2 separate regions of the Mus musculus genome follow, and region 2 is linked to region 1. Evidence: chromatin contacts called from ENCODE POLR2A ChIA-PET data. All regions are on one chromosome and are shown on one strand. The core of a region is the stretch at or near the end of the contact, and the rest is flanking DNA. Distances in the headings are between cores, read along the strand shown. Region 1 holds the start of Coa4 (cytochrome c oxidase assembly factor 4). Region 2 holds the start of Ucp2 (uncoupling protein 2 (mitochondrial, proton carrier)).

Region 1 (5,001 bases), core at 420-2,919:
AATTGACCCATAGGAACACCACCACCACCACCACCACACACACACACACACACACACCCCACATACCTATATTGGAAGTCAGTTGAAACTGAGGAAAGCAAACTGACTTTGGAGGAAATACAATGAAAGACTGACTATAAATCAAACCACAAAGCCAGGCTGTGGTGGCACATGCCTTTAATCCCAGCACTTGGTAGACAGTGGAAGGAAGATCTTGGAGACTGAGTTCAGCCTAGTCTATAGATCAAGTTCCAGGATAGCCAGGGCTACACAGAGAAATCCTGTTTCAAAAAAAAGTTTTAGAGGTGAAGTTCATTATATGTAGAGAAAGTTGCTAAAGTAATTTTATCTTGTTTACTGGTTATAAAGTAGAATTTTATCTTCTCTGATGACAGGTGAAAATCACCAGACATAGATATATGATAAATACACATATATGGTAAATACATATATAAGTACATATATGCTTGATGATCTATATGTATTTATCATAAATATGTGTGATGATCTTCACTTATCATAGTAAAGAACTAAGCTTCAAGGTTGGTCCCGGTGGCACACACTTGTCATTGCAACACTCGGAGAGCTAAGGCAGGAAAGCCACAAGCTTGAGGCCAGCCTGAACTACATATTCAAGGCTAGCTACTACACACAGTAGCTACTGCTACATAGTGAGACCCTATCCCCCCAAATACAAATAAAATACCCAAAACAAAACCAAAAATAGATACAAAACATAATAATGGTATGTGAAATGACAGATAATCAATAAAATGAGCTTTTCTCACAGAATTTAGGAAGGTTGATTGTGTGTGTGTGTGTGAGAGAGAGAGAGAGAGAGAGAGAGAGAGAGAGAATTCAATGGTCAGGAATGACACAGAATGCCATTCAGAGGTAAAAGAGGATTAGAGTTGTCTGGATATGGCTAGGTGCAATAACTCACTTTCCACCCTGAAGCCTAGAGAGATGGAAAGTTAAGAAAAGGGTCTCCAGGGAGCTTGTGTGCACTGTCAATGAAAGTGGGGAAGAGAAGGCAGGCAGAGTGAGGAAAGATCAATCCCTTGGCCCCTGCAAGATGGTTCCTGAGTAAAGTTGCCAGCCACCATACAACCTGAGTTCAAGACCAGGACCCACATGTTAGGACAGAATCAATTCTTGCTGTTCTCTGCTCTCCACACGTGTACCTCAACGCCACACATAAATACACAAATGTAAATAGAAAATGCCTCTTCCTTTCACTTCAGCAATTAGGGCATTCTAGATCCTAGTTATGGCATGGGACACACTGTGCATACATGTTTCTTTGTTTTACTTGGGAATGAAAAATGTCCCATTTGAAATTCCTTTTCTGGATCCTGTGCCCTTCAGCTTACTTGGCAACCCATGCGGTAACACTTCAGACATGGGTCCAGTCAGAGCTCTTGCTGATGAAAAGGCATAATGGCTACCCGCCTCCTCCGTCACTCTCAGGTGGCCTGGAGTCACCTGAGGGTGTGTACACAGTCTCTCAGAACGATCCAAGGTGCCTTCCCTAGGATCCGGTCTCCATTGGTCCGCTCCTTCCGCCCTTTCCCGGAAGAGGCGGGCTGAAGGCGGGCTCTACACGGAGAGTTCACCAATGGGAATTGCAGAGGGCTCTGTTCTTCCGCGTGTGTGCTCCCGCTGGGTCGGCTTCCTGCGGAGAGAACAGGGGGCGTCCTTATTGCCTACGAATCCCCGCGTCTGGGGCGGAACGCGCTCGCACGCTCTTCTGCACCTGCGGGTGAGCACTGCGCACGCATCCCTACACCGGATGCACAGTGGGGACGGCGGGAGTGCTCCTGAAACTGGGAGAGGTGCTTCAGGGGACTTGGATGCCTGTATTTCTCTCCTTCCTCTTCCTTGTCATGCCTTACTAGAAGGCCTTGCCAAGCTGTCAGGCATCTAGCCTGCCCTTATTTCTAAGCATGGGTTGAACTCATTTTATTCAAGGAGTACCGAGGACAACATGTATTGGACATATACTGCAGTGCTATTTACAAAGTCTACCTAGTGAATCTTAAAGCGATTTTATTTTGTGTGTGTGTGTGTGTGTGTGTGTGTGTGTGTATGATTTGTTGACGGCCCTACCTAATAATACAGGTCTCCAGGCAAAGACATTTACCCTTTTATTGTGCCTCCGTAGCGGTGAGGTTTATATAGAGAAGTGCTTAAATCGTCTTGTGACCTACCCCTTTTCCTCATGATAATAGTCTTAAACTCCTAACATGGGCTGCAAAGCTTTGCTGATCAATCATTTACTTATTTCTGCCAATTTTCATTTCCTGCTCTTCTGGTTTCTCCAGTTACTGAAGTGTTTTACGAGGCTGAGAATCAAATTCAATTTACTTTTCCACGTTGGACATTTGTACTACTACCAAACTACATTTTCAGCCCAGTCATCGAACTTGTGATTCCTCTCATGTGTCTACCTCTAGCCAGAAATAGTTTTCCCATGTTTGGCTAACTCATTCATCCTTGAGTTTCATCCTGGAAGTCAGGTTCTCTAGAAAGTCTTGACAGATTAGACCTGCCTCGTTTTCCCAGCTGTCTGTACATACTGTTGTAAACTTCCAGTTTACTTGCCTAGATTGTAAACTCCATGAGGGCAGGAATTGTCTCTAGCTTGGTCTTGTTTGTATACTCTTTTTTTTTTTTTTAAAGATTTATTTATTTATTATATGTAAAGTACACTGTAGCTGTCTTCAGACGTACCAGAAGAGGGCATCGGATCTCATTACGGGTGGTTGTGAGCCACCATGTGGTTGCTGGGATTTGAACTTCCGATCTTCGGAAGAGCAGTCGGGTGCTCTTACCCACTGAGCCATCTCACCAGCCCTTGTATACTCTTAATATAGTAGCCAACACACAACACAGTAACCACCTATTAATGAATAAGACAGAAAAGAGGCATTTAGCGCCTTTATACCCCGTCGTAACAAACTTTTTGCAAAGGTTGAAGTTATCTCTATTGAAGCCTTTCCTGAGTTCTCTCTTGCTGCATTCTGTAGGGTTCTCTCTTGCTGCATTCTGTAGGGTTCTGAAACAGATGATCTTTGGGAAGCAGTCTGGGCAAATAAGCTCACATTTGGATATTGCTGACTAAACAGCCTCATACCACACAGACCCATCTTTTGCCTCAGCCTCCACGTGATTTATGCTACAGCTACACTGAGCTCCTCAGTTCCCCCCACCAGTCAAACCTGCATGTACTTGGGCTGTCTTCCAAGTGTTCAACCTTACTCTTCTGAAGAGAAGAAGAAAGGCTGTTTCTTTGCTTGGGTTTTTTTGTTTGCTTGTTTTGTTTTGAGGTAGATCAGAAATGACATCTCCAAAAAAGATGGCATGTTTTGTTTAACTTGCATTCCACTAGCAGACTCCATTGAGCTTAGATACTTTTATCTCAACTCATCAAACCATTTTGCAGGCCCTTTCTCTGTCAGGTCATGTGCTGGCGGCCCTATGCTAAATCAGGCCTAGCATCTGACAATAAAGAGCTTCGTCTCCTAAGGGAGACAGGCATATAAGTAAGGCCATGCAGTGCAGTTTAGACGTCACTGTTTATGAACAGGAAGAAATGTATAATCATACCGGTACTTTAACCTTGTCTGTTGATATTCTAGGTTCCTCAAGATGTCAACCTCAGTCCCACAAGGCCATAACTGGACTCGCCCGGTGAAGAAGGATGATGATGAGGAAGACCCGCTGGACCAGCTCATCACCCGGTCTGGCTGTGCAGCCTCCCACTTTGCAGTGCAAGAGTGCATGGCCCAACACCAGGACTGGCGCCAGTGCCAGCCGCAAGTGCAGGCCTTCAGGGATTGTATGAGTGCACAGCAGGCAAGACGGAGGGAGGAGCTGCAGAGGAGGAAAGAGCAAGCCAGTGCTCAACACTGAGACCTTATACCATCTCACACAGTGGGCCTGACGAAATCAGCACCCAGAGAGACCTGGGAAGAAGAAACCCTAAGTAATAGAAGTGGTGTAAAATCTGGGGACAGTCTTCGGGACAGGATTGACAGCCAGACCCAATGAGGTTGCACACGACGGTCACCATGAGCTGATCTATGGTCAGATCACACATATCCTCCACATTCTTGTTCTACCAATATTTGTGTTTACAACCACACTCCCTCCACCCTACCTCTCAGTGACTGTGTGCCAAGTACTTTATAAGTACATACGGGTTGCCCAATCAGGCCTTCATTTTCCAATCACAAATTTAACCACAGGAAGTGTTTCTAAGGCATTGCGTTGGCGATGTGCAATTCGAAGAGTAACGTGACCTTCCCGTTGCTGAGAGACTCAGGGGACAGGCAGAAATAAAGCAACACTCAAAGGAGTGAACTCGGTTTCCGCAGTGACATAAGTGCCTCTATCTTTCCTCACTTCTTCAGTGTAATGGGTCGGGGGAGCTAGTAGGGAAACACCCTCTTTTTCTTTTTAAAGACAGAATCTGTGTAGCCCAGACTGATCTTAGACTTACATTAGCCAAGGATGACCTTAAATGCATGATCCTTCTGCCTCCACCCCCAAAGACTGAGATTACAGGCATGTGACACCACATCTGTCAGGGAAACATTTTCTTTTCATAGTCTGCCCCTCACCAAACCAACACAAAGCTTGTCTGACATTTTGGAAGTATGTTTAACATTAAAATACAGACTATGACCTTTAGAAAATGGAGCCACTATCAACACAGAGCTAGTTTGGCAGTACTGACAGTGCCTTCTCTCAGTGTGTTGTGTCCTGCTTCTAACAGCAACAGTTGCTTCCCACCACCCCCTTTTCTTTGAGTCAGGGTTTATTTTTGTAGCTCTGGCTTCCCTGGTACTTACTTTGTAGGCCAGGCTGGAATTGAGCTCACAGAGCTCTGCCTGCCTCTGCCTTCTGAGCACAAGGATAAAAGGCACATGTTATCACACCTAGTCTGCTTCTCATTTTTATTCAGTGAAACCACCAACCTGTTCTATGTTCTTGGCA
Region 2 (5,413 bases), core at 2,809-5,308, 44 kb before region 1:
TGTTTGTTCTGTGTCTTTCTAAGTCCTGAAACTTGCTATATAGACCAATACTTCTACCTAGACCAATCTTATACCTCCTACCCTCACCATCCCATGAATGCAGGTGCATGAACCAGGTGCACACATGCACACACACATACACACACACACACACACACACACACACACACACACACGAGAAACTAGGATCCACATATAAGAAAGAATATGCAATATTTCTTTCTGTTGTGTATATATGCCACAGGGCATTTGAGGATGGGTCAGGGTCTCCCAGATTTTAAAAGCAGTCAAGATTGCCATGACAACATCCGGGGAATCCTAAGAGGAGGGATTGACAGTGCAACTGACAGCTCCTATGGTCTCCACAAGAATGGTTGGACCACAGCAGTTGTGGGTCCCCCACAAAACACTCCTTGAACACCACCACCACCTGCTTAACTTCAGGAGTAACAGCAACAAGGCTCACGTGTCTACCAGACTTGGGAACAGCAGTAGCTCTTCCAACTGGGCTTTGATCTCTGCCTACCTTGATGAAAGCACCTGCTTTGCTCCAATGCCACCACCACTATGGGGCCAACCTAGGTGAAGAGTTGAGCAGCTACTGACCAAGTAGCTGAATGTCTGCACCCAACAGTTTCAGCCATTAGAAGAAGAGAACCATATTGGTGGCTCAACTACAGCTCTTGCTTCTTAGCACCAGGCAAACCTGGGCTACATAAAACTCTGTTTCACAAAGAAGTACGGGGTCCTGGGGAGTCAGTAAAATGCTTTGTGGCAAAAGCATGGCGCACTGAGCTCAGATCCCCAGTACCCTAGCAACTACATAATCTCAGTGCTGAGGAGGCAGAAACAGGAGGGTGCCTGGGCTATGCTGGACACTGCAGCTAGTCAAATCAAGTTCCGTGAGACCCTGCTCCAAAACTAAGACAGGCAAACGTACACACCAAACATACACATTGCTCACGGCTTGCTTCATGGCTCTTTCACATCTGAACAGGGCTCCGCTGTGTAGCTTTATGCGGGAATCACATCTCACCTGTTTATTCCAGTGCCCAAAGAGTTTAAACTTGAGAAACTAGCAGACGTAGTTTAAGGTTGGCATCATTATTTACCATATGTTTCATTATTAGCTGTTAATGCATATGTTTTTATCTATTATCCTGGGCATCATGATTTGATATGCTCACAGTGATGAGTCACAGGATGGAAGCAAACCTCTTTCTTTTCTTACTGTGTAGGCCCTGGCTGTCCTGTAACTCACTATGTAGACCAGGCCACACCTCCTAATGCATCCCAAATACCAACTGGGGACCAACTATTCAAACACACTAGCCTCCAGGACCATTCTCATCCAAACCCCCACAACCAGAATGAAGATTTAAGCTCAGCTCTTTATGTGGAAAAGTCTTACTAAAGTATCAATGCAGTAAATGCATACGGATGAGATGCTGGACCTACTGCGGAGAGCTGCAAACTGAACCATTGGCTTTTTTTTTTTTTTTTTTGACAGTGTTAATACAAATTCATGTGGTTTCAGCTCGCTCTGCTGGCCAGCCAGCTCTCGTCCCCTGTACTGGGCTTATAAGCACACCGGTGACCCACGCCTAGCTATGTATACAGGCACTGGGAACTCTAACTTGGATTCTCATTATGGCAAAGTAAGCTCTCTGGCCCACAAAGCCATCACTCTAGCACCTCTCTGCATTTACATTTATCCAAAGTCTAACAATTCATTTGCTATTTGAATTACATTTGCTACTTCTCCATTTTTTTTTAAATCAAGAGTTTTATCAATATAAATCTACAAACAATACAGTTCAGTGGCAGCACATACCTTTCATGTCAGCACTCGGGAGGAAGAAGCAGGTGGATTTCTGTGAGTTCAAGGTTTCAGCCTGGTCTACAGAGGGAGTTCCAGGACGGCCAGAGCTGTCACACAGAGAAACCCTGTCTCAGAAAATAATAATTACAATTATTATTATTTCTTTTAAATATTACATTATATTAAATAATTTATAAGTTATTTTTCAGTAGTGGTATATGCAGTGTAGTATACTGAATAGAGTTTTAGCCATCCCCATAATAATTCACACATTCATCTATGAGAAAATGCATCTTTTAATTCTTTTTTTTAGATTTATTTATTTTATATATGTGAGTATACTGCTACTCTCTTCTGACACACCAGAAGAGGGCATCAAATCCCATTACAGATGATTGTGGAAAAGCAGTCAGTGCTCTTAACCATTGAGCTGTCTCTAGCCCCACATCTTTTAATTCTTATTTGACCAATTTTTAAAAAAGATTTATTTATTTTATGTATATGAGTACAGTGTAGCTGTACAGATGGTTGTGAGCTATCACATGGTTGCTGGGAACTGAACTCAGGACCTCTGCTTACTCCGGCTCCACTCGCTCCGAGTCCAAAAATTTATTTATAACTATATATAAGTACACTGTAGAAACACCAGAAGAGGGTGTCAGCTCTCATTCTGGATGGTTGTGAGCCACCATGTGGTTGCTGGGATTTGAACTCAGGACCTTCGAAAGAGCAATCAGTGCTCTTACCCACGGAGCCATCTCACCAGCCCCTTCACCAATTTTTTAAAAGAGTGGTTTATTGGGTGCATTGCGAGTGAGCAATGGGCAGAGTAGAGTACTGTCAGCTTTGTAAGATCACCACCAGCTATGTTGGGATCACTATCCACCCACCAGCTATGGGGTTTTGCCACTTGATAGTGAAGGTTTATTTTATCTAGTCTTGTTTAAAGTAAGCCAGCTGGCTAATAAAGCCACACTGGGTGTTCAGGATCCTTTCCTGGGTACGTTTTTAAGCACAAAACCCATGTTTTAGGGTGACATACTTCAGCTAACAAAACAAGTTAGCCAGTAGTGGAACCACAGAAGCCAAAAGGTAAGATCAGTACATTTAGAGATTTTTCCAGAACGATGGACATTGATGGTTCTGTCTGTGTGCTGAGTTTTACAGTTGAATGGTACTTCCATCATGGAGTCAGATGTGCTAAGGTCTGGGGTCCTATTAAGGTCTGGGGCCTCTCACACTTTCTTGTTCTGGAAAATAATGGTTAATGATGACCTGGAAAGATTATCGTTAGGTGCCTGCGCCGCCTACCTGATGCATAGTAATTGCTTTCCACAAACGTTCACCCAGCCCCCTCCTCCCACTGCACTTTCCACAGCAGCCCAAACCTACTTGAGCTTCTATTATAGTATATTCGGACCCCTGGTCCCCGGCTTCCTGCTCTTGGGCGCCTAATTCCTAGGCAAGCAAAAAGGGTTCCACGCCCTGATCTAATCTCTTAAAACTCCGGGGCTAAGGAGGATAAAAACAAAAGAAGAAACCGACGGAGAGTACCAAAGCTTGAACACAAATTGAGGCAAATTGAGACCTGCTTCCTACCCCCACAATGCACGTTAGTCCCCGACACAGGGCCCAAGTATTGCTTTCACGTCCCCCACTCCTACGTGGCCATTATCTCGCTGAGGTCCCGTCCACCTGCTGAGTTTGTCCTCGCTGGGCTGGAGTGCAACAGGCGAGGCTCTGCCCTGCCCTCTTCCTTGCGGGGCGCCAGCCTGGCTGCACTCGGTGCAGAGGGGAGGGGAGGCCAGGTGTTCTCGCCCCACTCCAGCCGTTAGGTGCCAGTGTCCCCCGGGACCTGACTGGGAGCGGCAGAAGGCGGGAACGCCAGCCTTGCCCCGTCACCACACCCGGGTTTGTTCCGGTCCCCGAAGCCCGCGCTCCGCCCGGTCCCCAGGTGCCTTGCAGGGAGGGGGAGGGGAGACTTGAAGGGGTAAGGGGTCGCGATCCAGAGCAGCTGGCCAGTCAGTCTGCCTGTCCTCACAAAGAGATTGTCTGCCCCGGGAATAGAAGGGGAAGATCTGAGACTGGAGCCTCTGGGGGGACCTAGGGGTTTCAGGCAACCACAGATGGAAACGCCTCCTCACCCGGGGGCGTGGGCCGCCCTGGCTCCGCCTCGTCACGCCACGCCCCGACCACGCCCTCTAGACTTAAGTTCTGTAGGCGCGGGTTCGCAGCTACTGTCAGTTCCGCCCTCGGTGTCGTCGGGTCGCCAGCTTCCTGGGCAGCCACCACTCTCCCGCCGTCGGACACAGCCTTCTGCACTCCTGTGTTCTCCTGCGGTCCGGTGAGCGTGCCCCATCCCTTCGCTGGCCGCACCTGCTCTCTCCCACTCCATCTGTCTTTTCTCTTTCTTTTCCCTTCCCTGGAGTCCTAATTTGCCCTCTCTAGGTTTCTTTCCTCCTAAATACGCCCTTTGTTATTTGCCTCTGACGTCCAGTTGGTCGAAGGTTAAAACCTTCATCTCTTTACTTCTTCCCCTCAGCCTCGATGTTCCCAGCCTGACCCGGGCGGGGTGGGGGAAGGGGCTTTCACGTCAGCGAAGATCAGAATGACTGTCACCAGGAGGCTCTGGGCCATGTGCCCTAAAGCCTGTTCTTGTATCAAGGGTTGTTTGTGCCTGGAGGAGCCTTGGAGTTTGTTTGGCCTTTGTTACACTATCTTATGTGGCTGCCTGCCGGAGGTGGAAGTAGGGACACAGGGAGACTGGACCTGCCTTATCCTGATTCAACACAAATAGATATAATGCTCCACTCAACAGTTTTGTGACTGTATCCCCCAGGCACAGCACAGCTGCCTGTCTACATAACTGTCTGAGAAACAAATTTGGAAGTGAGCCAACGTGTGGGAGTAAAGACTCCTGAGTTCTTCCCCTAGACCCTGGCTGCTCTGAGTGAGAACTGAGCCTTGCATGGGTCCCTCCCAGCAAGGCTGTCTGAAAGGACTTGTGTGACAGATGACCCTTCCTTGCAGGGCGGTGGTCCTGCAAAGACAATCTTCCTTTCTAAACTTGGCTTCCTTCCTCTCCCCCACAGGACACAATAGTATGAACTTTAAGTGTTTCGTCTCCCAGCCATTTTCTATGGAAAATCGAGGGGATCGGGCCATGGTAGCCACCGGCAGCTTTGAAGAACGAGACACCTTTAGAGAAGCTTGACCTTGGAGGCCTCAGCCTGAGACCTCAAAGCAGCCTCCAGGTAAGGAGTCCCGGCTAAGGAAGCCTTCTCTCAGGCCTGGGGCCTAGGGCTGCTCAGCAAGACAATAAAAATTCCCCTCCTCCCACCCTGATGAGAGCCTCTTCACAGCTCAGCAATCCCCTTCTTCATCCCTGATCACCTTCTGGCCCGTAAAGATGGCGGACCCCAGTGTATAAGGGGAGAACCTGAGTGGGGTGGGGACTGGTTCCAGGTGGCCTTGGCAGTCAACAGCAGAGCTGGGGCAGAAGCTTATGGTGTGTGTGTGTGTGTGTGTGTGTGTGTGTGTGTGTGTGTTATGGTGTGTGTGTATGTGGTGTGTATGTGTGCTCACGTGTGT

What was found. ChIA-PET counts read pairs that join two places held with the same protein, here RNA polymerase II (POLR2A).
Region 2: POLR2A ChIA-PET joins it to region 1 with 14 read pairs in embryonic stem cell. The contact joins the promoter of Ucp2 here to the promoter of Coa4 in region 1. POLR2A ChIA-PET finds 5 or more read pairs at or near these places in 4 of 5 experiments (Patski and embryonic stem cell).

Annotation. Positions count from the first base shown.
Region 1 is chr7:100,535,431-100,540,431 of GRCm38, forward strand. Coa4 (cytochrome c oxidase assembly factor 4) reads left to right here and starts at 1,670. Exons shown (of 2, transcript NM_183270.2): 1 at 1,670-1,762; 2 at 3,642-4,382. The coding sequence starts at 3,652. The coding sequence ends at 3,915. It overlaps Gm39058 (a long non-coding RNA gene), which reads right to left and starts at 1,689. Exons shown (of 2, transcript XR_869836.2): 1 at 1,374-1,689; 2 at 161-281.
Region 2 is chr7:100,489,300-100,494,712 of GRCm38, forward strand. It overlaps Ucp2 (uncoupling protein 2 (mitochondrial, proton carrier)), which reads left to right and starts at 4,059. Exons shown (of 8, transcript NM_011671.5): 1 at 4,059-4,166; 2 at 4,915-5,076.